3 separate regions of the Homo sapiens genome follow, and all the other regions are linked to region 2. A link is a loop called in an ENCODE intact Hi-C map of the cell type or tissue named here. Cell type or tissue: heart left ventricle. All regions are shown on one strand. Each heading gives the region's core, and the rest is flanking DNA. Links, peaks and the distances in the headings are about the cores only. Region 1 overlaps LOC124904896 (a long non-coding RNA gene). Region 2 overlaps KIAA1755. Region 3 has its middle 28 kb from the start of LINC00489.

The links. Hi-C counts contacts between places; a loop is a spot of excess contacts. Peaks named below come from ENCODE experiments on the same cell type or tissue, not always from the same donor. Only the 100,000 strongest peaks of a DNase experiment are listed, where the experiment ranks them.
Region 1: it touches region 2 in a loop (2.3-fold over the local background); 23 of 110 quality-filtered maps call a loop at or near these places.
Region 3: it touches region 2 in a loop (4-fold over the local background); 10 of 110 quality-filtered maps call a loop at or near these places.

What each region holds. Positions count from the first base shown.
Region 1 is chr20:37,892,435-37,902,310 of GRCh38, forward strand. LOC124904896 (a long non-coding RNA gene) reads right to left here. Exons shown (of 3, transcript XR_007067576.1): 3 at 5,847-7,083. Among named protein-coding and RNA genes, the nearest start is that of VSTM2L, 5.8 kb to the right of the region's middle. RefSeq lists a silencer at 4,925-4,974. In heart left ventricle, for the core only: a CTCF peak has its summit at 4,959 (motif pointing left); no DNase peak of the experiment used is centred there.
Region 2 is chr20:38,215,597-38,225,472 of GRCh38, forward strand. It overlaps KIAA1755, which reads right to left. Exons shown (of 14, transcript NM_001029864.2): 9 at 7,942-8,040; 10 at 6,853-7,001; 11 at 4,034-4,172; 12 at 2,648-2,770; 13 at 1,657-1,878. Among named protein-coding and RNA genes, the nearest start is that of KIAA1755, 40 kb to the right of the region's middle. RefSeq lists enhancers at 1,919-3,118, 3,533-4,034. In heart left ventricle, for the core only: CTCF peaks have their summits at 5,682 (motif pointing left), 5,885, 7,288 (motif pointing left) and 7,502; DNase peaks (open chromatin) are centred at 2,274, 5,685 and 7,245; H3K27ac peaks cover 499 bases.
Region 3 is chr20:37,646,405-37,656,280 of GRCh38, forward strand. No RefSeq gene overlaps it. Among named protein-coding and RNA genes, the nearest start is that of LINC00489, 28 kb to the left of the region's middle. RefSeq lists a silencer at 5,571-5,723. In heart left ventricle, for the core only: a CTCF peak has its summit at 5,638 (motif pointing right); a DNase peak (open chromatin) is centred at 5,685; H3K27ac peaks cover 271 bases.

The DNA of each region.
Region 1 (9,876 bases), core at 526-8,525, 320 kb before region 2:
GAAACAAGGAGCCACAGCCCTGTTGTCATGGAGTTTACATGTAGTGAGGACACGGCCAAGAAATAGACATGTAATGTGGCAGAGAAGGGTAAGTGTTGAGGAAAATATAGAAGGGTTAGGGGCTTCAGAGGGATGAGGGCTGCATTTTAGATGAGATGGTCCTGGAGCGTTTGCGAGGCAAGGAGGCAGACAGGTGGCAGATACAGGCCCAGGTCACAGTCACGGCGAGTCTTGTGAGGTGTGGTGAGCACCCTGGTCTTGGCCTGAGTGAGGAGACCAGCTTTGCAAAGGGAGGCGCCAGGGTGGGAGCCTGCCATCTGCCTCGGGACCCCTGCAGCCCAGCTCCAGCATGCAGCATGGTGGGCACTCCAGAACACTTGGAAGGAGAGAAGAAAAGAAAATCTAGAAAGGCACTCTCTGGTGGGGGAGGGGCCTGGGGATGCCCAGGGCACAGACAAGTAACATGGAGGCCTGGTCCCTGTTCTCTGGCCCCAGAGGGTCCACGTCCACCAAGGTCCGACATATGGATGTCCCAGGGAGGAAGGCAATTTCAGCCAAATGATGATAATGAAGGTGTGTGTGGTAAGGAACGCAGACATGGCAGAGGACAGAGCATTTCCCATCGCCGTCGCCTCTAATCCAAGCACCTCATGAAATTGGCTCTTCTATCCCCCATTTTACAAAAGAGGAAATCGAGATTGAGCCAACTTAAGAGATTTGCCCAAAGCCACCGGGTACGTAAACGGCAGAGCTAGGTCTCAAGCCCAGGCCCGGGGCTGCCTTTCTAAGGGACAGTGCGCTTCAGACTTGGAAGGAGATGCCTCTGGAGGTATGGGGCTCCCTCTGATTGGAGAGGTCCTGGAAGAAGTTAGCCCCACCCTGCAGGGTGCAGCTGGCCAAAGGAGGAGCCACATGCAACCTTGAGGATACAGCAGAGAATGAGAGTGTTGTTTTTGCCCTTATAGAGCTTATGGACTGGTAGGGGAGATAAACACTAAACAGCTAGGTGCACAACTACTTATTTGATTAAAATTGTGGTCAGGTGCAGTGGTGCACGTTTGTAATCCCAACACTTTGGGATGCCGAGGTGGGAGGATTGCTTGAGGCTAGGAGTTTAAGACCAGCCTGGGCAACATAGCAAGACTCCATCTCTACAAAAAATAAAATTAGCTGAACATGGTGGTGTGCACCAGTGGTCCTAGGAAGCAGAGGTGGGAGGATCGTTTGAACCTAGGAGTTCAAGGTTACAGGGAGCTATGATTGAGCCACTGCACTCCAAGGCAGCAGAGAGGCAGAGCGAGATCTGGGTGGCAGAGCCAGATCCTTTTTTTTCTTTTCTTTTTTTCTTTTCTCCTTCCTTCCTTCCTTCCTTCCCTCCTTCCTTCCTTCCTTCCTTCCCTCCTTCCTTCCCTCCTTCCTTCCTTCCCTCCTTCCTTCCTTCCTTCCTTCCTTCCTTCCTTCCTTCCTTCCCTCCTTCCTTCTTTCCTCTCTGTTTCTTTCTTTCTCTTTCTTTCTTCTTCCTTTCTTTCTCTTCCTTTCTTTCCTTTTCTTTTCTCTCTCTCTTTCTTTCTTTCTCTCTCTCTCTTTCTTTCTTTCCTTTCTTTCTTTCACAGAGTCTTTTTGTCCCTCAGGCTGGAGTGCAGTGCAGCAGCTCAATTTCAGCTCACTGCAACCTCTTCCTTCCAGGCTCAAGTCATCCTCCCACCTCCGCCTCCCAAGTAGCTGGGAATACAGGCACGTGCCACCACGCTTGGCTAATTTTTATATTTTTTTTGTAAAATCTAGGTCTCACTATATTGTACAGGTGGGTCTCAAACTCCTGGGCTAAAGCGATCCTCCTGTCTCGGGCTCCCAAAGTGCTGGGATTACAGGCGTGAGCCACTGTGCCTGGCAAGACCCCATCACTTCAAAAAAAAAAGTGACCAGGATGATGGCTGTTACTGCTGCTGCTTCCACCACCCTGGCACTGGGGCCCTGCTTCCTCTCTGAAGCTGGAGAAGGCTGGGCAGCCCTCAGAGGCTCCCTCTGCTCTGCAGCAGGAAATCTCAGGAAGACGCTGTCACCCAAGGGGAAAGCAAGGAGGATTAACCCCTGAGGCTGCAGGCATCCTTGAACAAGCCCAGCTTTACCAGCCACCTGGGCAGGTCCTCCCCAAGCCTGAGGCCCTGTCTTCTGCCTGCCTCCACCTGAGGGCTCTGATGGCAGAGGCTGGGGGCAGTGGACCTTGGTCCCAGCCACTGTGTGACTTCAGCCCAGCCACTTCATCTCTCTGAATCTTCGTGGTTTCAGCTGTAAGATGGAATGAACAGTCCCATCCTTGTCACGAGGATTTGGTGAGATAAATCCTGGTGTCTGGCACACAGGAAGCGCTCAACAGATGCTCATCCCCTTCTCCTGTGTGGGGTCCATGGAGATACTAGGCCCAGGCCTCCCTTAGAGGCATCTAGCTCTGTGCTGTCCGCTATGGTAGTCATGAGCCACACGGACCATTGAGCACTGAAAATGTGGCTGTCCAAAATTGAGATGTGCTTTAAGTATAAAATGCACACACCAGATTCTGGTGGCTTGGTATGGAAAAAGGAACGTAAAATATCTCAGTAATAATGCTTTATATTGATTATGTGTTGAAATGATAATATTTTTGATATATTGGGTGACATAAAACAGATTATGAAAGTTAATTTCACCTGATTGCTTTTACTTTTTTAAAATGTGGCTACTAGAAAATTTAAAATTACACAGGTGGCTCGCATTTTACTTCTGTTGGACAGCATCGGCCTAGCTAATTACTCACAACCATGGAATATTTAGACTGGCATTAACCACGCCATTAAAGTCAGTTCAGGATTTTAAAAACACTCCTACAAGCAGGGCCTTGTAATTGGCAGAGACCCTGCTGTCCCGCGGTGTTTAATAAGCACTTGGTTTGCAGGGTGAAGGGCCCTAGGAACCCCTCCCTGATGCAATTAATTGCCTTTGATGGGGATTGTCATTAGGCTTCTTGCTGGGACAACACAGATACGAGCCACATGTACTTACTGGCCTTGGTAGAGTGCAATTTGTGGGTTTAGGTTCAAATCTGAGGGCCAAAGCCTGGAGGGATACTATGGGCTGAATGTGTCCCCCAGATTCATATGTGGAAGCCCTAACTCCCAATGTGGCTGTACGGTATTTGGGGTAAGGAAGTAAATAAGGTTAAATGAAGTAGGAAGGGTGGAGCTCTGATCTGATAGGATTAGTGTCCTTATAAAAGAGACAATAGATATTAGGCTGGGCACAGTGGCTCAAGCCTGTAATCTCAGCACTTTGGGAGGCCAAGGCAGGCAGATCATTTGAGGTCAGGAGTTCAAGACCAGCCTGGCCAACATGGTGAAACCCCGTCTCTACTAAAAATACAAAAATTAGCTGAGTGTGGTGGCAGGTGCCTGTAATCCCAGCTACACAGGAGGCTGAGGCAGGAGAATCGCCTGAACCTGAGAGGCAGAGGTTGCAGTGAGCTGAGATCACACTACTGCACTCCAGCCTTGTCTGAATAGAGTGAGACTCTGTCTCAAAATACATAAATAAATAATAAATAAATAAATAATGAGAAGAGACACCAGAGAACTCCCTTTCTCCCTTCCTCTTCCCTCTCCCACCCTCTTCCTCTGCACATACAAAGAAGAGGTCTTGTGAGCACACAGCCAGACAGCAGTCACCCCCAAGCCAGGAGAAGAGGCCTCAGAGTGAAACCTATCTTGCTGGCACCTTCATTTTGGACTTTCCAGCCTCCAGAACAGTGAGAAATAGATTTCTGCTAATTTCTGCTTAACCAGTCTGCAGTGTTTTGTTACAGCAGCCTGAGCAGACTAGGACAAAAGGTTCTTTGGGCCTCGGAGAAGTTCCCTCTTTGGGAAGCCACAGAGCTGGATGTTTTTTGAGGAGCTGCTTGGCTGCACAGGTGATGATGGATCCTGTCTGACCTCCTCAGGCAAGTGGCATGTGGAAGAAGGACCCCGGCCTAGAGTCAGGAGACCTGGGTCTTTGGCCTCGTTCTGCCATTCCCTCACTGTGAGATCCTAGGCTTCTCTCCATGTCTTTCTAGACCTCAGTTCCTCTGTCTGCACAAAAGGGACATGAGGATTGATCTTTGATGGCCTTCTCCGTTAAAAATTAGAGATGCTGGCTGGGCATGGTGGTTCTCGTCTGTAATTCCATTCGCCACAGTGGGAGGATCGCTTGAGGCCAGGAGTTGAAGACCAGCCTGGGCAATATGGTTAGACTCCTATCTCTACAAAATATTTTTAAAATTATCTGGGTGTGGTGGTGCATGCCTGTAGTCCCAGCTACTCGGGGGCTGAGGCGGGAGAATTGCTTGAGCCCAGGAGTTTGAGGCTGTAGTGAACTGTGATAGTGCCTGCCACTTTACTCCAGCCCGGGCAGTAGAGTGAGACCCTGTCTTAAATAAATAAATTAAAAAGATGCTTTAAATTTAAGTTTTAGGTTTTAGATTATGTCTTCACTCTGTGTGGTCCACTTAGACCGGAATCCAGAAGAAAAATGTCAGGGACACTCCCTAGGACTTCTGGCAAAGGCAGGAGCCAGAATGAATGAATTTCCTGTGCCCAGGCCCCCCTGCTGTCCCTGGCTCCTAGCCCTTGGCCCAAGCATGGCTCTCAGCCTAGACAAGGCCTTCCTAGGAGGCCTAGGAGCCCTGCGGGAGGCAGAGTGCAGATAAAGGCTCGGAGTCCGTCCATGTGGAAAACCTGGGTCTGCGGCGATCGTGAACCACATGGGCAGAGGGGCCAGACCTGGGGTTCCTATGATGGGAACATGATGTGACTGTGGAGGCCAGTCAAGGCTCCTGCCAGCGGTGAGTGGAACAGATAAAGAAATCAGTCATCAGAGGAGAGAAGTACCCCAGACCGGAGTGGGAGGTCACATATCGGCTCCCTGTGCTGCCCTCCAGAGGGGAACTGGGGCAGAGGGGCCTCCTCATTCCACGAGGCTGGCTGGGCTCAATTCAAGGAACCCTTGTCCTCCCACCTCTGTTGGAATCCTCACTGCAGCCCACTGGATCCCTGCACGAGACACACCTGGGGTGCTTAGTGAGCAGGCAGATTCCCAGATACCCACCCCGAAAAGCCAGTCTGAAAGAGAACACCCAGGGGTGGGGCCTGGCCACAGCCAGCCTCTCCAGAGAGTCTCAAGTCCAGTAATATCTAATAACTCTGTGTTTAGGCCAATGGTGTTCAATCCTAGCTGTGGACTGTGATCACCTGGGGAATTTTTTTTAAACCCTGATACCCAGATCTCACCTAAGACCAATTATGTCAGAATCTCTGGGGTGTGCCCTGGGCACCCATATATTCTTAAAGCTCCCCAGTCGTCCCAGTGTGGGTCCAAGGACTGCCCCAGCTCCAGATCAATTCTAAGAGCCTCAAGATGAACATCTGGGGAAAAGGAGAAGTCATGAGTCTCAGATAAGAGAAATAACTTGCCCAAGGTCACACAAGGTGGTGATGGCAAAGCCCGTCCTGAAACCCAGGCCTCTTTCCTGACCGTGGGCCAATTTCTTCCTGATGCTGCATCTCTTTTTAAAAACCAGAGCCCAGGCAGGCAATGCCCACAGTATTTCACTTTAATAATATTGGAAACCGGTACAGTCAGGGCCACCACAGTGGTGGGGCGGGAGCCTCGATGGCGATTAGGGGAGCTGTAAGTCTTTCGCTTTATCCAAATCTTGGGCAGTAATTTAGAAAATTTAATTAAAGGGGGAGAAATGGGGACACCTCGCGCTCCCTGCCTCCTGTTATAATGAGTGAAATACACCAGGCTGTAAAAGGAAATGCTGTCTGAGACGCAGCTCCGATGTTTTATTGCCAAGTTTTATTCACTGATGTAAACGTAATCGCTGGAAACCGGAGCTCTTATTAACACACATATTTTCACACATCCGGGGCCCCTCCTGCTCCCCCCTCTCCCTCTGGGCTTGTTCACCCACCTCCTAGGGTCAGCCCTGCTGCTTTCTGGGCATGTCTATGCCAAGCCTGGAGTTCCGCACCGGTTTCATACCCTCCCATGGCAGATAAGACTTTAATAGAATTCCATTGCTCCTCAGAGCTCAGTAATGCATTCTGGAAATTAGGCGGCTACATACTAAAGCCATTGTTCCCCCTTATAAATGGGCTCTCTCAAAGCCAGTGACCATGGGGGCTCTGATAAGCTCTCATGAAGCCTCACTCCACATGTTATTGGTGTGCTAAAAGGTGCAACTCCAGGCTTACATTGCTCATTGTTAGGGGCTGATACATTTAAGTAGTTTCTCCATGAATCAGGCAGCCTAGGTATTTCCCCCACTCTTGGCATTGATAGATGAGCAAAAGGAAGCCATTTAGATGGTGCTATATAGGGCTCCAGCCCACGTGGTGAATGATTTCCAATGCCTGGTTTAATTTATTTTTAAATGAAATTTGTTATTGATTCTGGATTAAAAGGACAAATCTTACAGCTGTTACCACTGACAGAGCCACAGTGCTCAAGTGACACCTCTCAAGGAGGGGAGGGAGGGTGGCCTGTCTGAGTCAAGGGGAGGGTATGGAGACTCTCCAGGGAGCTTGGCTCAGCAGTAAGGGGCAGTGCAAGATCCCATGCTTAGAGGGAAGTTTAAAAATATCATCTTTCCCAATTGAAATACTTGACGTGATGCTCACCTCTGAGCCTCATTTATATAATGGAAATAGCAGTGATATTTGCCTCATGGCATCCACACGACCACTAGAGGCATGTTAGTTGCCTCCAGGGATGGGAGGCTTTCCATCTCCTGCAGCATTCCCAGAATGAAATGAGTGACAGGCGTCACCCACTCTAGTGAATTCCTAGAGACTGTTTCCTGGGCTAGTCTTTGCTTACCTTCTGCCTCCACTAGGCTCTCGGCTTCCACGGTGCCCAGAGATTACACTTGCATTGGGAAGCAGACAAGAGGCACAATTACACAGGGGAGGAGGATGGGCTGGGATGTGTCCGTTCACATTCAGCCTCTGCCCTACCTCACTGTGCAACTTTGTGCAGGTTACATCATCTTTCTGAGCTTTGTTTCTCCATCTGTAAAAGAAGGAAGGGTATAATAGCAGCCTCAGGGGTTGTTGTATGAATTATAGGAGATCATGGGTGTGAATGTGATTTGTAAACTGTAAAGTGTAGTTTAGGTGCTGCAGGAAATACAAGTGGGACAGTACAGTATAGTGGGAGGTCTCTGAGTTGGGAGACAAAGGACCTGGATCCAGTTCTGTCATGAGTGGCTGTGTGGCTCTGAGAAAGTGAATTACTTTCTCTGGGTCTTAGTTTCTTAAGGTGCCAAGAGGGTAGGTTGGAATCAAACATATGAAATGTTTGATTGGCTCTGGAATCAAACACATCATGGCCTTGCTATGTCGCTTTAGGCAAAATACCTAACCTTTCTGAACCTATGTCCTCATCTGTAGATATCAAGAACACTAGTCAACATGTATCATGTATTTGCCATGTGCCTGGCATTGTTCTAAGTGCTTTCCATGTAACAACTCATTTAATCCCCACCACCCTGCTGTGAAGGAGGTATTATTACCCTTGTTTTACAGACGAGAAAATTGAGGCACAGGGAGGCTAAGCAACTTGTCTAAGTTTACACAGCTACCAAATGGCAGGATTCAAAACAGAGAATATGGCTCTAGAGCCCACACTTCTAACCACACCATCCTACCCTACCTGGCCTGGTGGTTCTGAGGATTAAGGGGAATAATGAAAGTTCTTAGGGCCATGCTGGGCATACAGTGATGAGCCAACAGAGGCTTGGGGACTGGGAGAAGGCAGCAGGCATTTCTTCCCATGGGGACTCAGGCTGGACCTCGCCCAACTGGGGACTCAGCTAGACAGAGGGGAAGGCATACAAGCACAGGGGAAGCACTGGGAAGGTTGAAGATGTAATGAGGCCAAGGCATGCCCAAGAGAGCACAGGATATGTGCAGGAGGTGAGTCTGGGACCCTGAATGCAAACTAGAGAAGTCAGGATTTCTCACATAAACAGGCCATCAGAGGGTTTTTTTAGCAGAACCATTATATCATGAGCATTTTCTTCTTTTTTCCTTTTTTTTTTGAGATGAAGTCTCACTCTGTCACCCAGGCTGGAGTACAATGGTGTGATCTTGGCTCACTGAAAACTCCGCCTCCCAGGTTCAAGCGATTCTCCTGCCTCAGCCTCCTGAGTAGCTGGGATTACAGGTGCCCACCACCACTCCTGGCTAATTTTTGTATTTTTAGTAGAGATGGGATTTCACCATGTTGGTCAGGCTGGTCTCGAACTCCTGACCTCGTGATATGCCCACCTCGGCCTCTCAAAGTGCTGGCATTACAGGCGTGAGCCACCACACCTGGCCGATCACGAGCATTTTCAAAGGCATACAATCCCTGGATGTCTGTCCTTGAAGGAACCTTGACCTTGTTCCAGGCTTCAAAGAGAAAAGATTTCTGAAGGTCAGCCGGTGGGCTAGGGGCACAGCAGCAATGTGCTGCCATCCCGCCAGACCCCCTTCCTCTGCAGGCCTGAGCAATCTCTTGTTTACTCCTCTTTAATCTCCTCTCCCTCCCTGTCCCCTTGCCTGTGTCTGCTCCCTCCAATCTGTGGTTTAAGAGGAGAAAGCCCGGGTTTGAGTCCCAGTTCTGTCACCACAGTCTCCTGGTGAGGCCTCAGGCTGGGGTTGAAGGAGTCCTGGGTTTTAGTCTGGCTAACATGGTGGCTGCTATGTGATCTGGAGGATTCTCAGTTTCCATATCTTTATGATGGAAGCAGTAGTTCATTTCGCTGGGAGCGGGGTTCAGGGTAGTTAATGAATGAGAAAACACGTGCATAGAGTCCAAGACGCCTGGCCAGCCCAGGATAACCTAAACACCACCTCTGTGTGGGAAGAAAGTGAGAAGTGAGAGAATCAGGCAAACACGGCCCCTTCCTCCAAGGCATGTGGTCCAGAAGGTTCGGGGGGTGGGGGAAGCGGTCGACGCTTGGGACCTGTCCTCGGTACTGAAGGGAGCGCGGGGGCTGTGGACGGTGCTAGAACACAGTGCTTGTAAGTGCGGGACATCGTGGAGGAGGTGTCCTTAGTTTGGAAGGAGCTGGATTGTTGCTGGCTACCACGGGCCCCATCCGGTGTGCTACCCCCCCCCCATAATACTGGAAGGGGGGCGCTAAGACAGAGGGAAGACGGCGAGGGGCTATGTTCCTTGGTCTCTAACCTTGTTCTCAAACTTGGGCGCTGTACACACGGCTGGACGCGGGATCCACCTGTGTTCTGGAGTGGGGAGTGGGCTGTCGGAGGGGTTGACCCTGTTCGACGGGGACGGGGAAGAAAGTCTGAGGGTCTGTCCACGGTGTGAACCCTAGCATCAAAGGGCCAGTTGAGACGCTGTCCACGGTGCCCAAAGGATGGGCCCGGGTGGGGCGGGGGGCGGGGGGCGGGGGGGGGGCTGGCGCTGTCCTCCTCCGTGGTGCTGAAACCGGGAGGACCAGGCTGTGTGAGCAGGGAGGCCTGGGGAAGGGCAAGGGATGAGAGCAGGAGGGACCCCGCCCAGGAGTCAGGGGCCTCGCCCGACTCGCCGTGGGACCTCAGAGAAGCTAATTACCTGATTTCAGGCGCTTCCTTATCTTTTAAATGGGACCACAGTTCCGCCCTCCTGTCTGTCCCATCAGCCCCAGTAACACGGCTTGGGAAGGAACTGGAGGACTTTGTTGGATTCTTGCTCTTGGGAATGGGAATGGTGCCCTATCCCCCTCCCCTGCCACACTCACACACACATACACCCACGCATACGCGCGCGCACACGCACACGCACACACACACTCATGCACACACACACCATCAAGGC
Region 2 (9,876 bases), core at 1,231-9,230:
ATGTGTGAGCTGAGAGCGGAAGAAAGACAAGAAGCCAGCCGGTCAACGGGAAGAGCTTCCCAGGCTGAGGGAACAGCACGTGCAAAGACCTCAGAGTTGGAGCACGTTTGATCGATCCGGGAAGGCCAGTGGGGCTGAAATTGGCTGAAATCAGTGGGCAAGGCAAAGAAGCTACCAGATGTCTTTAACCCTGGAGGCACTACTCCTCTTCTTCCTCCTCTTAATGATAATAATAATATTGATGTTAATAACAATTCTGAATTTGAACAAAGCCCTGTGCCAGGGGTTACTTCCATTGAAATCTGTCATTAGCTGGTAAGGCTGGCAGTAGAGCCAGATGGTCTGGGTTTGAATCTCTGCCCACTCAGTTAGCTGTGTGACCCTGGGTGAGTTATCTGACCTCTCTGTTTCCTTAGGTGGAAATGGGCATAATAGTAGTACCTGTCTCATAGGATCGGGGCGACAATAAAATGATACGTGAAATGACTAGAACAGGGCCTGGCTTGTCATAAGAACTACACGGCCATTAACTATGGTCTTAGCAAAGAGCTGAGGCCTAGAGCAGTGAAGACTGTGGTTGAGGTCACAGAGCTCACGCAAGGACATGAAGCCCCAGACTCCAAGGCTCGGATTCCGCCTGTATCGTGCTCTTAACTGTACACAGCTGGAACTGGGGGAGCCCTTTGCTGCCACTGCCAACATCTGCCTCCCTTGCCCACTGTCCCAAGGAGACAGAGAGTGCCCTGTCCTCCCAGGGCCCCAGGCGTGAGTTGACCAGAGTCCCTCCTGCTGCCCTCTGAAGCAGCCTGTGATCGCTGTGGCCTGCACGTGGGGCTGGCCTGACAGCTGGGAGGCTGGGGTCAGGTCTTTCTCATGCTTTGTCCTTGGTGACAAGTGCAAGGGGCAGCCAAGGGCACTGGGTCTGGGCCAGCCATGGGGGTCCCTGTCCCAGCTGGACCACACTCTCCCAGGCTGCTCCTTTGTCCCCACAGACCTCAGTTTTCCCATAATTTTTTTTTAAAGAGAGATTTGGCTACATGAATTTAGGACAGGTGGCAGCTCCTAAATCAAATCATCCTTCACCACTGCCCTCTTTGGGCAGTTTTCTCATCTGTAAAATGGGAACAACATTGGTTCCCTGTCATCAAAGAGGTATGGATAAGAATGAAGTCAAGTAAGGTGTGTGAAGTGCTCACAGGAGGTCTGGCATGGTGTACACACTCAGAAATGTGCACTCCCCTCCCAACAACCCCTCATCCTCACCATGGTCAAGCCTGCTTGGTGAAGGGATCTGTCGTCATTTCTCTTCTCTTTGGGGAAGCATATAAGGCATGTCACGGGGTACCACAGACACATCTATGTTCAAATCTCAGCTCTTCCCCTTCCTCTGTTTTTTTCCTGTTACAAGACTTGGGGAGTGAATCACGATGAGCCTCCGACTGTGTCTGGGTATCCCTGTCCCTGCTGTGCCCCCAGCCAGGGGATGGGGGTGGTGTCTGTGCAAGTGGGTGGGGGGGGGCTGTGTCTAGGTATCCAAGGGATGGGGGCGGTGTCTATGCAGTCAGGCCATGGGGCTGTGTCTAGGTATCCCTGTCCCCACCATAGCCCCAGCCAGGGGATCGGGGGGTATCTGTGCAGGTGGGCCGCGGGGCTCACCCTCTTGCAGAAGCGGTGCAGGTGGAGCAGCGTCTCGAGGTCCGTGCGTTGCCGCTCGGCCGCCATGTAAAAGTGGGTCAGCTCAGCCTGGAAGGCCCGCTGGGTAGAGGCAAAGGCTGCCAGCTCTGGGAACTCTGCACGTTCTGCCTCCCCAGCCCCTCTGGCTGTAGCTCCCAGCTGAGCGGCCTGCTTGGACAGCTCCAGGCCTCGGCGGTACTGGGCCTGAGAGGGGAGAGGAGGGGGCGCCCACTCAGCACCCACCTTGGCTGGGGCCTCCCTCGGAGGTCAGCAACCTCCAGCTGCCTTGCTGGCGAGCCAGGAGACTTCCTGAGCTTCAGTTTCCTCATCTGTAGAATGGGGACCCTAATAGCACCCACCTCACAGGGCTTAGCTCCTGGTGAGGGTTGAACAATTAAGAGCAGTTATCACGCTTCTGGAAGTCTCCAGGCCCTCGCCATGGCAGTTCACTTTGCCTAGCCGGGCTCTGCTTAGATGTTCCTTCTGGAAAACTTCTCTGACTCCAAAGGCTCCTGCTCTGAGTCCCCACATTCTCCCTTACTGTGCGCTTCCCTGTTTGTCCCCGCCCCCGCCCCCGCTCCCCACTGGCCTGAGAATTCCTGAGCGCTGATACGGGGCTGAATCACCCTGTGGTCCAGAGCCTTGTCACATCGCATCACGTTGATGCAGCTTCCCTGCCCTCCAACCCCCGGCTCTGTGAGGCTGAGTTATTAGGTCTAGGATGGGGCCCTGGAAACTGCATTTTAAGAAACCCTCTGGGGGATTCAGAATATTCTTTGGGCTTGGCCATCTGGTAAGAATCTCTGGGGGAGATAACATCTCAGCTGAACTCTGCAATCCAAGCTGGTTCCCTCACTGTCTCTGGAACTTTTCTTGCTCTTTCCCACCTCCACAGCTTTGCCCTGGCAGTGCCACCCCCTCTAACGCCCTCTCCATCTGCTCCAGTCCTGCTCCTCTGTTGTCTGGAACGCACTGCAGCCTGGAGGAAGAAGTTCTCAAATTCTGCGTGGGCTTTCTCCACTGTCTCCAAACTTCCATCCTTGGGGGTCAGTGATTGCAGGCACCGCCTTCCTTCCTGCTCCATCCAGTCGCTGACCTGGGGCAGGAGAGGCAGATTTGGACATGAGGGGCTGCTAGGAGACCTCCCTTGTCCAGCTCCCCCACTTCCTTGCAGGCTGAGGTCTTCTGTCTTCACTCATTCAGTGGCTAGGCCTGTGACCACTGGCTTGGACTGAAATTCTCCCAATTCTGGGCGTGGGAAGAAATGACTTGGGGAGGGGGAGTGTGTGGTCATGTTCTTCAAAGCGGGACCCTGGAGGGCATCTGGCCTGGCCAACGCCCTCAGTGCACAGTTATCTGAATGAAGGCACAGGGTGGTGAACTTCAGGCTACTCTAACCACTCAGAGACGCCGGATCATAAAAGGGGTGGCCTCAGGGGTGATGAGCTCCCTGTTCGGGTGTGTGTGTGTGTTTGTGTGCGCGTGCACATGCAAACAGTGCTGGAGAAGAAGCTGCAGGCTGCAGAGGAAAGTCCATGGGCCTGCTGGGAACTCACCATGTGAACATGGTAAGCCACTCCCCCTTTCTGGGCCTCAGTTTACTCAGTGGTAAAATGGGGTAGACATGAAGATTCAATGAGGGATAGAGGGTATATAATGGCTCTCAACCCCGAGTGGAAGTTCCTTTCTTATTCTGGGGCATCTTAAAGAGCCTATTCACTCACTTTATCTTCACAGATCCAATGTAGCACGTACTGATATTACCCCCCATTCAACAAATGAAGATACTGAAGCACTGAAGAGTTAAACATCTTGTCCAGGGCCACACCACGAGTAAGTGCTGGAGCCAGGAATGAACCAGGGCTGTCTGATGCAGGAGTGTGCCGTGCCCCACAGCTCCAGGCTGACAGGAATGTGTTGGTTCTCGGCACCGGCAGTCAGATGAAGCCACACCAGGTGCAGGTTCCAGAATCAGACCCCGAGATATGCAACCACAAGCAGGTAACATAATGTCTCCCAGCCTCAGTTTCCTCATCTGTGCAGTGGATGAAATCCTAGCACCTTCCCCATGAGTTCAGAAAGCAATGATGTTCACAACGGCTCTGGCCCAGGGCTTGGCACAGAGTTGGCGCTCAATAAGTGCAGCTCTTGGGGCTATGTTTTCACCCACTGAGCACTTATTGAGCACCAGGTCATGTGCTACGCCCCAAGGATGCCTGCCTGGCCTTTGAAGGATCGCCAGCTTGGTGTCCTTTCTCCAGAACAAAGCACCTGACTAGGGACGGGCCCAGAGTCGGGGCTTTCCTGTGGAATGTGGCCAGGCAGAACCCCCACACCCCAAGCCAGACACCCCTTTCACCTGGTGAATGGCAGCTTCCAGGCGGCCCAGGCGGACACGGAGCTCCAGCTTCCCCAGGAGGCTGTTGGAAGCGGTGACCAGAACATGAAGCTGCTCGTCCACAAGGCTGTACAAGGCAGTGGCTGCAGCCAGATGGCTCCTGGGAGGTGGGCGGAGGTGAGAAAAGGCCTCTGTTGCCCTCTTCACCCTGCTGTACTTCTGTCCCGCATAGGCCTGCCCCTCCATCTCTGTGGCCCCAGCCTGGGTTTCCAGCTAACTTGCTGTGTGACTGTGGGCAGGCCCTTCACCAAGGGCCTCAGCCTTGGTCTTCCATGGGACTGGGAGGACAAGAGAACACAGTAGGAAGTGAACTGACCCTCCCCCTTCCCTAGAAGGGAATGAAGCTGGCCGGACAGATCTGGGTTCAAAGCCCAGCTCTGCTGCCTTCTAGTAGGAGGCTCTGTGCAAATTTCTCAACCTTTCTATGTCTCTGCTTTTTATTCTGTGAGGTGGAGATAATCACAGAACCCACTTCATAGCATGGTTGTAAGGATTAAATGATCTAACGCCCTGGCCCTCAACTCTAGCTATACATTATAACCTGCCCTGGGAGCTTTAACAAATCTTAGTGCCCTGCCCCAGGCCAACAAAGTCAGACTCTGAGTGCAACCAACACACTGATGTTTCCCTTTTTTTTTTTTTTTTTTTTTTGAGACGGAGTCTCACTCTGTCACCCAGGCTGGTCACCCAGGCTAGAGTGCAGTGGCGCGATCTCCATTCACTGCAACCTCTGCCTCCTGGGTTCCAACGATTCTCCTGCCTCAGCCTCCTGGGTAGCTGGGATTACAGGCACGCACCACCATGCCGGGCTAATTTTTGTATTTTTAGTAGAGACAGGGTTTCACATATTGGCCAGGCTGGTCTTGAACTCCTGACTTCAGGTGATCTGTCTGCCTCAGCCTCCAAAAGTGCTGGCATTATAGGCATAAGCCACCACGCCCGGCTGAGACACTGATGCTTTCTAAAGCACCTCAGGCGGTTCCAGGGACAGCCAGGGCAGAGAACCAGCGCTCATGCGTGCAAAACACTTAACACAGTGCCCAGCGCACGATGTTTGTCAGGTCCGTGCTATTTCTATTGCAATGGTGGGAAGTAGCTGCAACATGCCTGCCGGCCCTGCCTCCATTTCACAGATGGGAAAACTGAGGTCAAGGGAGGGGAATCGACTTGCAGATGACAACCTGAGTTGGAACCCCACCCAGGGCTGTTTCTGCACATAATTTTAAAAAATGCTCAAAGCCACAAGTCACTAAGGAAGAAGTGTGGATGGGATTTCAGGCATGGTGATATTTGTGTGAAGGGAGGAATCTCCAACCCTGCTCTGCCCTCCTCTGCCTTCAGAGGGAAAATGGAAGAGAGAAGATGGAAGAAAAGCTTTTGACTTCCTGGAGGGTGCTTTGCTCTACCTCAGCCTCCCCATCTGACTGCAGCTCCCCACGGGTTGCCACCCTTGCAGGGAAGAGGTGTGGCCCAGGGTGCGTGAATAGGATAGAAAATCTCTGCCTGCCTGGAGAGGGAGGGACGGAGGGACGGGGACAGCCTAGGGGCTGCAGGGACCCGCTGCAGAACAAACGCCCACAGCAGCTCATGTGGGACCACAGTGACCCCTGCTGGAGATGCTGGTAGCTGCGGGTCTGCGGGGCCTCGGATGGACAGGAGGGGCCTGGGCTGGTGGGGCAGGTAAGGGTGGAAGAGGCTGAGAAAGGCAGTGCCAACCCCCACCAGGCACTGAGGGGCAGGGAGATGACCCCATACCAGTGCTGCCCGTGCGTCCATCTGTGTAAGCCTGCTCTCAAGTCTAGTGCAGCTCTGGGTGGTGTGTTCAAGATTCTGGGACCAGACTGCCTGGATTCAAGTCCGGGCCCCACCACATCCCAGCTATGTGACCCTGGACTAATCACTTACCTTCTCTGAGCCTCAGGTTCCTCCACTGTAAAATAGGCATAATATCTGCAGCTACCTCGGAGTGAATTAAGTGAGCTGGTATTTGTAAATCCCTGAGAAAAATGCTGGACACATACAAAGTGCTATTTAGGTCTTGGTTCTGTAAACAAAATGTTCTTAAAAGCTCATGCATACCAGCCCTTGACTTTGAATATAAGTAGCTGTGTTCTAAGAGGGTGAAAATACTTGCAATTACTGACCAATTTAATGACTGACTTTTCCCCACCCCCTAAATTTAAGAAAGCTGGGACTTTCCAGGAATGTCTATAATTTATTCTGGCTCTGAGACCCCTGAGACACCATGAGGTTCTCACAAGTGTGTCTGAGCAGCCTACCGGGAAAGGCAGGGCCGGGTAGGGGTTAAATGCCCAGAAGGCCTGGCTTCAAATCCCTTACCAGCCGCTGTCTAGCTGCTATTTCCCTTCGCTGAGCCTCAGTTACCCATCAGCCAAATGGACAATGTGGACCTCACAGGGTTCTTGCCAGAAATAAATGAGGCAGGCTCTTGCAGGGGTTCAGCGTGGTGTGTGGGTCAGAGAAAGTGCTTTTCCAAAAGGGTGACCAGAAATGGGTAGGCGACATCCTCTGATGCCCATCCCAGGCTCAAGATGGCTGGGGCTGAAGGAGGGAAAGCAGAGAAGGGGCGAGGAAATTGCCAGGGCTCAGGGCAGGTTTCTGTGACCAGGCGTCAGCCTGGGATACAGGCCCTGCAACTACTGCAAAGCTGGGCGCCCTCGGGGCTCAGCTATGTGTGCCCTAGGTGGTGTGGTCCCAGCTCCAAGCTCCTGGGCCAGAAACAGGATGGGGTGGAAGAGGAAAGGCCTGGACGTCTGTACCTGACATCAGGGCTGAAGTCCAGCCTGCTGGCATCATGCTGCAGCCTGGCCAGGGTGGCTCCACCTTCCCGCTGGAGGCCCAGTAGGCCGGGGTCCCTCAGCACAGCCTCCATCAGCTCCTTGGACTTGCTCAGGCACCTGGTAGCCTCCTGCCAGCGTAGGGAGGTGCCCTGAGGCCCCATCCCCACTCTCCCTCTGCAACCTTCCAAGGCTCCCCACACCCAGATCAAGTCCAACTCCCAGTTTGGCATTCAAGGTCCTCCAGAAAGTCTGTCATTTCTGTCTCTAAAACATCCCCTCTAGCCATGTCCCCTCTCGTCACCACGGCAACCTCATTGGTCCACCCTCCAGCATCTCTTGCTGGGACACCCATTCCAGCCTCTTCGCTGATCTCCCTGCTGCCCTCTGGCTCCCCCTACAGTCTGTTCTCCACATGGCAGTTGAACGGATCTCAAAGTGCAAATCTGATAACCCCTGGTTTAAAACTCTCCAGTGGCTTTCCCTGCAGGCTTCGAACTGAATCCCAGCCCAACTCTTCCTTGGTCCAGCTCCTGCTGCATCTAGAAGCTCCACTCATGCTTCTTTCCCACTCATTCTGCTCCACACTGGCCTCCTTGCTACTCCTGAACACCCCAGGTATAATCCCACCTCAGGGCCTTCACATGTGTTTGCCCCCTGCCTGGAGCACAGCCCCCCACAAAGGCAGGCTCCTTCTCAAACTTCAAGCCTCAACTTAAACTCCAGCTCTTCAGAGAGGCCCTCCTCCCTCCCTCATTATTCCCAATCTTACTTCCACAGGACTTGACACAATTTGGAATGACATACCCATTTATAATAGTTTGCTTTTTAAACTACCACCTCTGCCACAGCACCACGAGCCCCAAGAGGGCAGGGATAAGTCAGTTTGCTCCAGGCTGGTCTCCAGTGCAGGGTACAAAGTGGGTGCCCCTCAAATATGAGTCAAATGAATGATGAAAAACAGGAATAATGTCCTCCCCCTTTTCCCCAGGCCGTCCCCTTCTCGAAGCCCTTGGTCCATGGGGTCTGGGGTGTGATGTAGCTTCCCCAGTCACCATGCTCCAGGCTCACCTGCATCCCCCCAGGGGGGTCGGCCTTCTCGAATTCCTCGATGGAAGCTTGTAGCAGGGAAGAGGCCTGGTGGAGGTCAGCAAGGAAAGGGTCCAGCTTCTGCAGGACAGAGGACCAAAGGGCAGGTGTCAGCCCAGGCCAACCAGGAGGATGCCTCTTGCATCTCAGGAGCACAGAGGGGAGGTGGGAGGCAGTGGCTCTCCAACTCCAGGTGCATCAGAAGCATCTGGAGAGCTGGTTAAAACACAGGCTCTGGGCTCTGCTCCTGAGGTTCTGCTTCAGTTCCTCTGGGGCGAGGCATGGTAGAAAGTGCATTTCTAACAAGTTCCCAGGTGTTGCTGATGCTGCTGGCCTGGGGAACCACACTTTGAGAACCACTGGTGTTGAGTATGAGTGAGGGAGAAGAAAGGAGACAGGCCTGAGCGACTCCCAGGCCAGTGGGGATACCATGATTGGTAAGGAAAGGAAGAGGGCAGAGTTAGGGGAACATTTTCAGCTGAGTCCCACTTCGGCCCAGCTCCATCACTTACAAGCTGTGAGACCTTGGGCAAGTTACTTAACCTCTCTGTGTCTCTGCTTCCTCCTCTTTAAAATGGAGATCATAGTAGTTCCTGCCTTATAGGGTTGTGTGAGGATTAAACCCATTAATATATGCAAGGCACTTAGAACAGAGCCCAGCCCATACTGTGTTTATCATCATTCTCACTTCCATGTAGTGGGTCTACAGGTAAGATTTCATGTAAAGGAAAGGGTTTAAAGCTAAAATACAGTTCAAAAACCAGTGGATTCATTGGAGGCCTCTGGAAAGGGAAGCTAGGACCCTGGGGGACAAGCGGAAAAGGAGATTGTTCAGTAGGTATCTTTTTGGACCATTTGAAATGTGAATATACTTACTGCCTATTCAAAAACACACAATTTTAAAAAGATCACTTGGGCAAAAAGTAAATAAGCCACCATGTTACACTGTTAGTATAGACCGGCGGTTCTCAATGAGGGGTGACTTTGCCCCCGGGGACATTCAGCAATGTCAGGAGACTTTTTTAATTGTCATAATTTGTGGGGTGCAAACAGTGGGTAGAGCCAGGGCTGGTACCAAGCATGCCGCAATACACAAGACAGCTCCCAACAAAACAGAATTGCTCAACCCCAAATGTGAATAGGTTAAGGTTGAGCAACCCTGGTCTAGAGAGGACCCGGGGCGGGCATTGATGGGCATCGGTTTCGGTGTGGTTTAAGCCCACCGAAAGGCACCCTCGCCCTATGTGTCCTCGTGTACTAAATTGGGTATGAAATGCCCCCTCTTGGGGTTGTGGGGAGGAGGGACTGTGATTACACAGGAAAGGAGCCCAACACTGGCGGCTGCCTTATTTCCTCCCTCTTATAGGAGGGAACCAGACCCTGAGCTTCCTGAGTTGTGTGGGTCCATAGAGCAAGTGCCTGTAAATTTATTTTATTTTATTTTAAGATTCTTTTTGAGACAGAGTCTCACTGTGCCACCTAGGCTGGAGTGCAGTGGTGTGATCTTGGCTCACTGCAATCTCTGCCTCCTGGGTTCAAGCAATTCTCATGCCTCAGCCTCCCGAGTAGCTGGGACTACAGGTGCATACCACCATGCCTGGCTAACTTTTTCTTTCTTGTATTTTTAGTAGATATGAGGTTTTACCATGTTGGCCAGGCTGGTCTCAAACTCCTCACCTCATGTGATCCACCCATCTCGGCCTCCCAAAGTGCTGGGATTACAGGTGTGAATCACAGCGCCCGGCCCTGTAAATTTATTTTCAGTTAACATAGACCTAGCTCTTTACCCGTATTAACTAAATTAATCCTCACAAAAACCCCATGAGGAGGTACTATTATTATCCCCTGTTTAGCTGATGAGGAAACCAAGGCTCAGAGAAGGTAAGTAACTTATCCAAAATCACACAGCAGAGCTGG
Region 3 (9,876 bases), core at 1,019-9,018, 570 kb before region 2:
TTTAAGAGTGAAACTTTTTTATCCATCAACTTAAATAAACTTATGCTGGGTATCAAATGACCTTCCCTTAAATCTCAATGACTTTCAACAATAAGGATTTATTTTTTGCACATGCTACTTGGCCATCAGATAGCTTTGGGTCTGCCTTGATTCTGCTCCACGTTGTCATTCTGGGAACCAATTTGAAGGGGTGGCCCTGCCTAGAGCGTGCTAGTAACACGGCAGCAGAAGGAACAACAGCAGAACCCCACAATGGCTCTTAAAGCTCCCATTCAGAAGTGGCATCCAACAGTTGTGCTCAATTTCATTGGCCAAAGCAAGTCATATGGCCAGATCTGATGGTGACGAGGTGGGAAGCATACACCTTTGCAGGGAGGCACCTGGTAAGGAGGGGCCGTGAGTATTGTTGAATAATTATACAATCTAGTGCAGTATTGATTTTCATGCATATTAGAAAAATAGGCCTGTAATTCCAGAACTTTGGGAGGCCGAGGTGGGTGGATCACCTGAGGTCAGGAGTTTGAGACCAGCCTGGCCAACATGGAGAAACCCCTGTCTCTACTAAAAATACAAAAATTAGCTGGATGTGGTGGCACACACCTGTAATCCCAGCTACTTGGGAGGTTGAGACATGAGAATCGCTTGAACCTGGGAGGCAGAGGTTGCAGTGAGATAAGGCAGAGCCACTGCACTCCAGCCTCAGCAACAGAGTGAGACTCTGTCTAACTATGGGGCATGTTGGCTCATGCCTATAATCCCAGCACTCTGGGAAGCCAAGGTGGGAGGATCATTTGAGTTCAGGAGTTTGAGACCAGCCTGGCCAACATGATGAAACCCCATCTCTACTAAAAATACAAAAATTAGTTGGGCATGGTGGCAAACACCTGTAGTTCCAGCTACTTGGGAGGCTGAGACAGGAGAATCGCTTGAACATGGGAGGCAGAGGTTGTAGTGAGCTGAGATTTTGCCACTTTGCTCCAGCCTGGGCAACAGAATGAGACTCTATCTCCAAAAAAAAAAAAAAAAATAACTATACATATATATAGTACAAATATAGAGAGAGAGCAAGAGAGAGAGAATGATAAAACAAACATGGCAGAATGCATACAATTGGCAGGCCTGGGTCTCGGCTCCCTGCAACCTCCACCTCCTGGGTTCAAGCAATTCTCCTGCCTCAGCCTCCTGAGTAGCTGGGATTACAGGCATGTGCCAACACCCCTGGCTGATTTTTGTATTTTTAGTAGAGACGGGGTTTTGCCATGTTGGCCAGGCTGGTCTGGAACTCTTGACCTCAGCAATCTGCCCGCCTTGGCCTCCCAAAGTGCTAGGGTTACAGACGGATCTGATTTCTTAAGGTGAGGCAAAGGTAGAGAGAATAAAAACTAGTTGAGCTAATTTAAAGAATATTAAATAACAGTAGCCAGGTGGGACATTTGGCAAAGTGGGACTTTCACCTCCCATGAGGCATTTGATGTTCCTCACACTTCATCGGGGTCCTCTGGCTGGCAGCCCCCTTCTCATTCATTCATTCCATACCCCCTTATTGAGCACCTACTGTGTGCTAGGCACCTGTTGGGCACTGAGGAGTCAATAGTGAATGATACGAGGCAGACACAGGTCCTCCCTGGAGAGGCTGACAGCCTCATGGAGGTGTTGGGATAGGAAGACATGCAGTGAGTGGTCTAGGGAGCCCCGTGCCAGCTGCTATTGTCCCTGTGGGGAAAGACAGGCTGTCTAGTGGCTCACCACTGGCAGTTGGTGTTGGGGGAACCATCACATGCTATACCTCCTAACAAGGGACAGTTGTGTCACTGGGCCCACATAACAGTGTCTCTGTGTGAGCAGGGGGCAGGGAGCAGATGGGCAAAGTCACAGTATGCACTGAACACCTTCCTGGATGCTTATTTGTTGCCGAAATTTGTTGTCATGGGGGCTGAATAACTTATTGTTTTTATATTAAAAGAAACAGAAGGACTGGGAAGGGGCACAAGAGCATGTTTTAGGATGATTAAAATGTTCACTTTCGTAGGCTGGGCACGGTGGCTCATGCCTGTAATCCCAGCACTTTCGGAGGCCAAGGCAGGTGGATCACTTGAGGTCAGGAGTTCAAGACCAGCCTGGCCAACAAGGCGAGACCTCATCTCTAGTAAAAATACAAAAATTAGCTGGGCATGGTGGCAGGTGCCTGTAATCCCAGCTAATTGGGAGGCTGAGGTAGGAGAATTGCTTGAAACCAGGAGGCAGAGGTTGCAGTGAGCCGAGATTGCACCACTGCACTCCAGCCTGGGTGATAGAGTGAGACTCGGTCTCAAAAAAATTTTTAAAAAGCTTATTTTCTTGATCATGGTGGTAGTTCCATGGTTGTATAAATTTCAAAACTCACTGAAATGTACACTTTAAATGAATGAGTTTTATCATATGTAAATTACACTCCAATAAAGCCGATTTACAAAAGAATTTTTTACAGGAGTATGAAAATTATACATTATTTTGGAGAGGCTCAGAGAAGTTGAGTAACTTGCCCAGGATCAAAAAACTACTGACGGGAGATGAAGGAAAAGAGACCCGGGTGTGCCTGACCCCGGGATTAACTACAATTGGTACATGCCTTTCATTCATCTGCATAAAAAAAAGCGACTTCCATTTTGAAAAGCAACATTCTCAAACAGCATAGAATCTACCCTAGTCATAAAGATTTCAGAATTAGAAGGGAATTAAGTGGCCTCAGAGTTCTGTCTCCTTCCTCCTCTGCCCAATGACACACATAGAAGCCCTGCCCTTCTCTTTGGCCTTGATTGACCTCTGAGTCAAGCCTTTGAGAGTCACCCTGGACACTTCCATCTATTGTTTTTTCTTTTTTTTTTTTGAGATGGAGTCTTGCTCTGTCTCCCAGGCTGGAGTGCTGGGATTACAGGTGTGAGCCACTGCGCCCAGCCCACTTCCATCTATTCTTGTATTCTTGTATCAGTTAAGCCTCCCTCACTCTCAGCCTCTGTCTCCTCTTTTCTGCCCTGGCCCTGGGGTTTCGGAGGCTCGGCCCACCTTGTCCTACCCCAGCTAAACATCTTTGTGTCACCCTTGCTGTTTATTCTTCCACAGTCTGGGAGACCAGGAGGGGACCCTTTGATCTGGGTGGGAAGCAGGGACCATTTGAGAGGGTTTGCCATTGACCTACTTTATAGATGAAGAAAGAAGGCTCAGAGAGGTAGAGGACCTGCGTGAGGTTAAACAGTTTGCACGGGATAGAGCCTGAACCCACCCAGATCTGTCTGATTCCAGATCCCAGGCCCTTACCCAGAAAGATAGTAGGAGGCCAAGTCATGAGGCTGAGGGTTGGGTCGGGGGAAGGCAGAGGGTGTGAGAAGTCTCTTTCAAACTCCCTTCATTCCAGAATCAGCTCTGTCAATGGCTTAGAAAACCCCAGTCCCTGAAGGGACAGGGCTGCCAGGGCCTCTTGCCGAGTGACTGCAGACCACATTTTTCTTAATCTTAATTGAAAACTGTTCAAGTAGAAAAATCATTTCACTGCTTCATCTCAGAAAGGAAAAGAAGAAGGGAGAAGGGAGGGCTCGGGTTGGGTTGGGGGATGGAGGATTTAGCCAGAGAGGAAAGGCTGTGGCTATCGAGGGCTTGGTCCCTACCTGCCCTGGGCCTGCCACTAGGCCTTGCCCAATTGGGCCTCCCTGAGCCCCAGGGCTTGGGGGGTTGGGTCTGCCGGGCTACTGATGCAGTCAGTCATAAGTACGAGGGTCCCACCATGTACCACGCAGATCCTTGGCCGGGATCCCAGAACAATGAAACACCGTCAGATGCAGCTCCTAGGGCCTGGGAACTAGGGGCTTCTAGTTCCTCCCCTCCTCCTCTTCCTCTTTCATTCATTCCTTCCCTCCTTCAACCAATATTTATTGAGCATCTGCAATGTGTCTGCTACTGTTTCAGAATATACAAATAGCTCCTGCCCTCCTGGAATGCACTGTCTAGCAGGGAAGGCAAATCATCAGATAAATAGAGAATAACACACTGAATTTAGCTCTGAAGAAACGGGGAGAGTGGGGTGAGCAATTATTCTATAGGCATGGGTGGGAATTGTGATTTAGGCTGAGCAGTCAGGGAGGGTCTCCTGGAGGAGATGGTATTACAACAAAGGCACAAAGGGTGGGTAGGAGTTATCCAGGCAAAGGCAGAGGTGGGGTCAGTGGTGGGAGTGGGATAGCACCCCCAGGACAGAGGGAGGTGCTGGAAAGGCTAGACTCTTAAGCAAGACTGATTGGGTTCAAATTCCAGCTCTGTCACTAGCCAGCTGAGTGATCCTGGAACAAGTTAACTAACCTCTCTGTGCCTTAATTTTCTCATTTGTAAACAGAGGATTATTGTGAGGATTAAGTGGGTTTACATAGATAATATGCTACAATGGTGCCTGGACAGCACTATTGTAAGCAAACAAAAAGCCCCAGCCTGTGCAAAGGCACTAGAGCAGGCAACTGCAAAGTAAGTCATCGAAGTCAACAAAGGAACAGGCTTTATCCCAGGGCAAACACAGATTGGGTACATGCCGTGGAAATCCATGCTGTGCTCCAGAAAAAATGGAGGCTAAAATCCTGTATCTGCCGGGTAGTCAGAGCAAACCTATGTTGGTACCTTCTACCCCTCTTTTCATGGCATCCCTGTAACCTTGGGAAGAATCCTTGGTTATCCTCACTTTACAGATGAGTGCACTGAGGCTCAGAGAGGCCAAGTGACTAGTCCAAGGTCAAGCAGGTGGGGCTGAGCCCAGGTTTGGCTACCTCCAGAGCCCAAGTCTCTTACCACTGTGCTCTACTGCCTCAATTTTGAGATGTAACAAAAATGGCATCTTATCTAGGTTTGACTATTTGTTGAGCACACGCTGTGTGTTGCATCTTGGGCTACACGTGCCACACAGGAAGCAATTTATAAGATGCAGGCTAGGTAGGGCAGTCATACAATATTTTTCCTAAACTGAGTCACTTTGGACGGTGAAAGTGGCACTCTTCCAGGATGGCATGTGTCAAATGGAACCTAGGGTCACCCCAAGCTTGGGGCAGGTGATCAAGAGCATGGAATCAGGTAGACCTGGCTGGCTTAGTGCCCTTGGGCAAGTCACTTAACTTCTCTGAACCTGTTTCTCCATATGGGGGTAACAATCCCTAGCTCCTAGAGTTGTGAAGATCAAATGAGACAATGGGATGACAAATACTAAGCCCAGTGCCTGGCATGGAGTAGGCCTTCAGTGAATGGTAGACATTATTATGTAATACACAGTCAGTGGATTTCCCTCTGTCTGTCTCTTTACCCATCTCCCTGTTTCTCAGGTTTTCTCCTCCAATCCCCTTACCCCTTCCAGGACCCAGGTCTAATCTGATTTGCTGTGTGTCCTTGGGCAAAAATCTCTTCCATTCTCTGGGCCTGCTCTCTCCATCCAGCTAGAATGCTTCAACAAGGCTGCTGGGGTCCCATCTCTCCCCCTTCCTCTCTTGGCTGGCCTTGCTACCCTGCCATCTATCCCCAGGCTCATTTTACAGGTCAGTTCCCTTTAATGAGCAGGGCTCAGAGCCTTTTCCCTCACAAAATGGAAACTGCGGGTTCATCAAAATCTCATTAACCTCCATTCTCCTGGTGGGCCTGCAGGGGTCAGACCTGTCTCAGGGTGGCGGTGCCACCTCCCAGTTGGCAGGCTCCAGGGCTGTCTGGGGCTAGCGGTGGGTGGGGCTACTGGTTTGCTGGTTCCAGACAATATTCATGCCACAACATCCAGTCCTGCCAACCTTGGCCACCTGGAAGGAAGAGGAGAGAGGGGGCCTTCAGCACTTTAATTTGAAAACTTGCCATGGGACCGAGGGATGTTGGGAGCAGAAGAGAACGGCTGGCTTCTAGTGAATTAATGCTTTGCTTGTAACTGGTAATTTTCTCCACTTTCATGTCACCTGGCTCTTTCTTCTTCTTCTTCTTTCATTTGATCTTACTTGGAAGGGTAATGTGGCCCACCACTGTCTCCTCCATCATGGTCCTAATTTTTCATCTAGGACTTGTCTGAGCCTAGCCCTGCTCATGTGCATGGTCTCTGGAGGAGCTTGGTAGTGAGGGTTTCTGGGATCCTCTCACTAACCAGGGGGCTGTGGGAAAGTTGCTTAGGCTCTCTTAGCCTCACTTACCTCCTCTATTCTGAGAATAAAATGAGATAATGTATTTAGTGCCTGGCAACCACTTTGAAAAACATGGTGGCAGTTTCTTCTAACCTTAAATGTGCACTTATTTAGTCGAGAGAAATAAAAACACATGTCTATCAAAGATCTGTGTACAAATGTTTGCAACAGATTTATTTTATTTATTTTTTTTGAGAGAGAGTTTCATTCTCTCGCCCAGGCTGTGGTGCGGTGGCATGATCTTGGCTCACTGCAACCTCTGCCTCCTGGGTTCAAGCAATTCTCCCGCCTCGGCCTCCCAAAGTGCTGGGATTACAGGTGTGAGCCATCACGCCCGGCCATAACAGCTTTATTCATAATTGCCCTGAACTAGAAACAACCCAAAGGTCCATCAACTGGCGAATAGATCAATAAATTGCAGTTCGACCATATGTTGGAATACTAGGTGCAGGGAAAAGAAACCTACGACTGATGTCCACAATGACATGAATTAATTTCAAAAGCATTCTGTAAAGTGAGGGAAGCAGACTCCAATGGCTAAATACCAGGTGATTCTGTTTAATGACAACCTGGAAAAAGCCAAACTGCAGGCACAGAAATGAAATCAGTGGTTGCCAGGGGCTAGGGAACGGGGAGGGGATCCACTGCAAAGGGGCACAGGCAACTTTCTGGGGCTAGAGAAATGTTCAATATCTTTTTGTTGTTGTTGTGTCTAGAGATGGGGTCTTGCCATGTTGCCGAGGCTGGTCTCGAACTCCTGGGCTCAAGTGCAGGCAGGAGGGCAGTGGCACGATCTCAGCTCACTGCAACATCCACTTCCTGGGCTCAAGCTATTCTCCTGCCTCAGCCTCCCGAGTAGCTGGGATTACAGGCGTGAGCCTCTGCACCCAGCCAAATATTCAATATCTTGATTGTGGCGGTGAGTATACTGGTAACTATGTCTTTCAAAACTCACCCAAGTGCACACTTTAAAAGGATGAATCTTATTGTATGGAAATTACATCCCAGTAAACCTTACTTTAAAAAATAATGCTAGCCAGTAAAACTGTCAGTTAATTTTAATTTTTTTTTAGACAGGGGTTATTAGTCCATTTTCATACTGCTATAAAGAACTGCCCAAGCCTGGGTAATTTATAAAGGAAAGAGGTTTAATTGGCTCACAGTTCAGCATGGCAGGAGAGGCCTCAGGAATCTTACAATCATTGCAGAAGATGAAGAGGAAGCAAGCCACCTTCCTCACAGGGCAGCAGAAGGAGAAGTGCCAAGCGAAGGGGGAAAAGCCCCTTATAAAACCATCAGATCACAGGAGAATTCACTCAGTATCACAGGAACAGCATGGGGGAACCACCCCCATGATTCAATTACGTCCACCTGGTCTTTCCCTTGACACGTGGGGATTATATGGATTACAATTCAAGATGAGATGTGGGTGGGGGACACAAAGCCTAACCATATCATTCTGCCCCTGGTTCCTTCCACTACATCATTCTGCCCGTGGCTCCTCCCAAATCTCATGTTCTGTTCACTTTTTGAAACCAGTCATGCCTTCCCAACAGTCCCCCAAAGTCTTAATTTATTCCAGCATTAACCCAAAACTCCATGTCCAAAGTTTCACCTGAGACAAGGCGAGTCCCTTCTGCCTATGAGTAAAATCAAAAGCAAGTTAGTTACTTCCTAGATACAATGGGGATACAGACATTGGGTAAATACACCCATTCCAAATGGGAGAAATTGGCCAAAACAAAGAGGCTACAGGCCCATTCAAGTCTAAAATCCAGTGGGGCAGACAAATGTTAAAGCTCCAAAATTATCTCCTTTGACTCCATGCCTCACATCCAGGTCACACTGATGCAAGAGATGGGTTCCTACAGCCTTTGGCAACTCCATCCCTGTGGCTGTGCAGGGTACAGCCCCCCTCCCAGCTGCTTTCATGGGCTGGTATTGAGTGTCTGTGGCTTTTCCAGGTGCATGGTGCAAGCTGTCCATGCATCTACCATTCTGGGGTCTGGAGAACAGTGGCCCTCTTCTCACAGCTCTACTAGGTAGTGCACCAGTGGGGACTCTATGTGGGGGTTCTGACTTCACATTTCCCCTCCACACTGCCCTAGCAGAGGTTCTCCATGAGAGCTCCATCCCTGCAGCAAACCTCTGCCTGGATGCCCAGGTATTTCCATACAACCTCTGAAATCTAGGCAGAGATTCCCAAACCTCAATTCTTGACTTCTGAGTATCCACAGTCCCAATACCACCTGTAAGCCACCAAGGCTTTGGACTTGCACTCTCTGAAGCAACAGCCTGAGCTGTACATTGGCCCCTTTTAGCCATGGCTGGGATGTAGGGCACCAAGTCCTGAGACTGCACAAAGGAGCAAGACCCTGGGCCTGGCCCATGAAACCATTTTTAGCTCCTAGGCCTCCAGGCCTGTGATGGGAGGGGTTGCTGTGAAGATCTCTGACACGTCCTGGAGACATTTTCCCCATTGTCTTGGTAATTAACATTTGGCTCTTCATTATTTATGCAAGTTTCTGTAGCCTGCTTGAATTTCTCCTCAGAAAATGGTTTTTCTTTTCTATCACATCATCAGGCTGCAAAATTTCCAAACTTTTATGCTCTGCTTCCCTTTTAAACCTAAGTTCCAATTCCAAACCATCTTTTTGTGAATGCATGAAACCAAATGCTTTTAAGAGGATGCAAGTCACCTCTTGAACACTTTGCTGCTTAGAAATTTCTTCTGCCAGATACCCTAAGTCATCTCTCTCAAGTTCAAAGTTCCACAGATCTCTAGGTCAGCAGCAAAATGAAGCATAGCAAGAGTGACCTTTGCTCTAGTTCCCAATGAGTTCCTCATCTCCATCTGGGACCACTTCAGCCTGGACTTCATTGTCAATATCACTAACAACATTTTGGTCAAAACCATTCAACAAGTCTCTAGGAAGTTCCAAACTTTTCCACATCTTTCTATCCTCTTCTGAGCCTTCCAAATTGTTTCAACCTCTGCCTGTTACCCAGTTCCAAAGTTGCTTCCACATTTTCAGGTATCTTTATAGCAGAACCCCACTCTCTGAGGTACAAATTTACTGTATTAGTTTGTTCTCACACTGCTATAAAGAACTGCCTGAGACTGGGTAATTTATAAAGGAAAGAGGTTTAATTGACTCACAGTTCCACATGGATTGGGAGGCCTCAGGAAACTTACATTCATGGCGAAAGGTGAAGGAATCAAGATACCTTCTTCACAAGTCACAGGAAGGATAATCTATGCAGGAGGAACTGCCAAACACTTATAAAACCATCAGATCTTGTGAGAACTCACTCATTATCAAGAGAACAGCATGGGGGAAGCCGTCCCCATGATCTAATTACTTCCACCTGGTCACTCCCTTGATATATAGAAATTATGGGAGTTATAATTCAAGATGAGATTTAGGTGGGGACACAAAGCCTAACCATATCAACAGAGTCTCACTCTGTCACCCAGGCTGGAGCACAATGGTACAATCTTAGCTCACTGCAACCTCTGCCATCCAGTCTCAAGCCATCCTCCCACCTCAGCCTCCTGAGGAGGTGGGACCATAGGCGCATGACACAATGCCTGGCTAATTTTTTGTAATTTTTTTGTACAGACTGGGTTTCACTATGTTGCAGGCTAGTCTCGAACTCCTGGACTCAAGGAATCTCCCAACCTCGGCCTCCCAAAGTGCTGGGATTACAGACG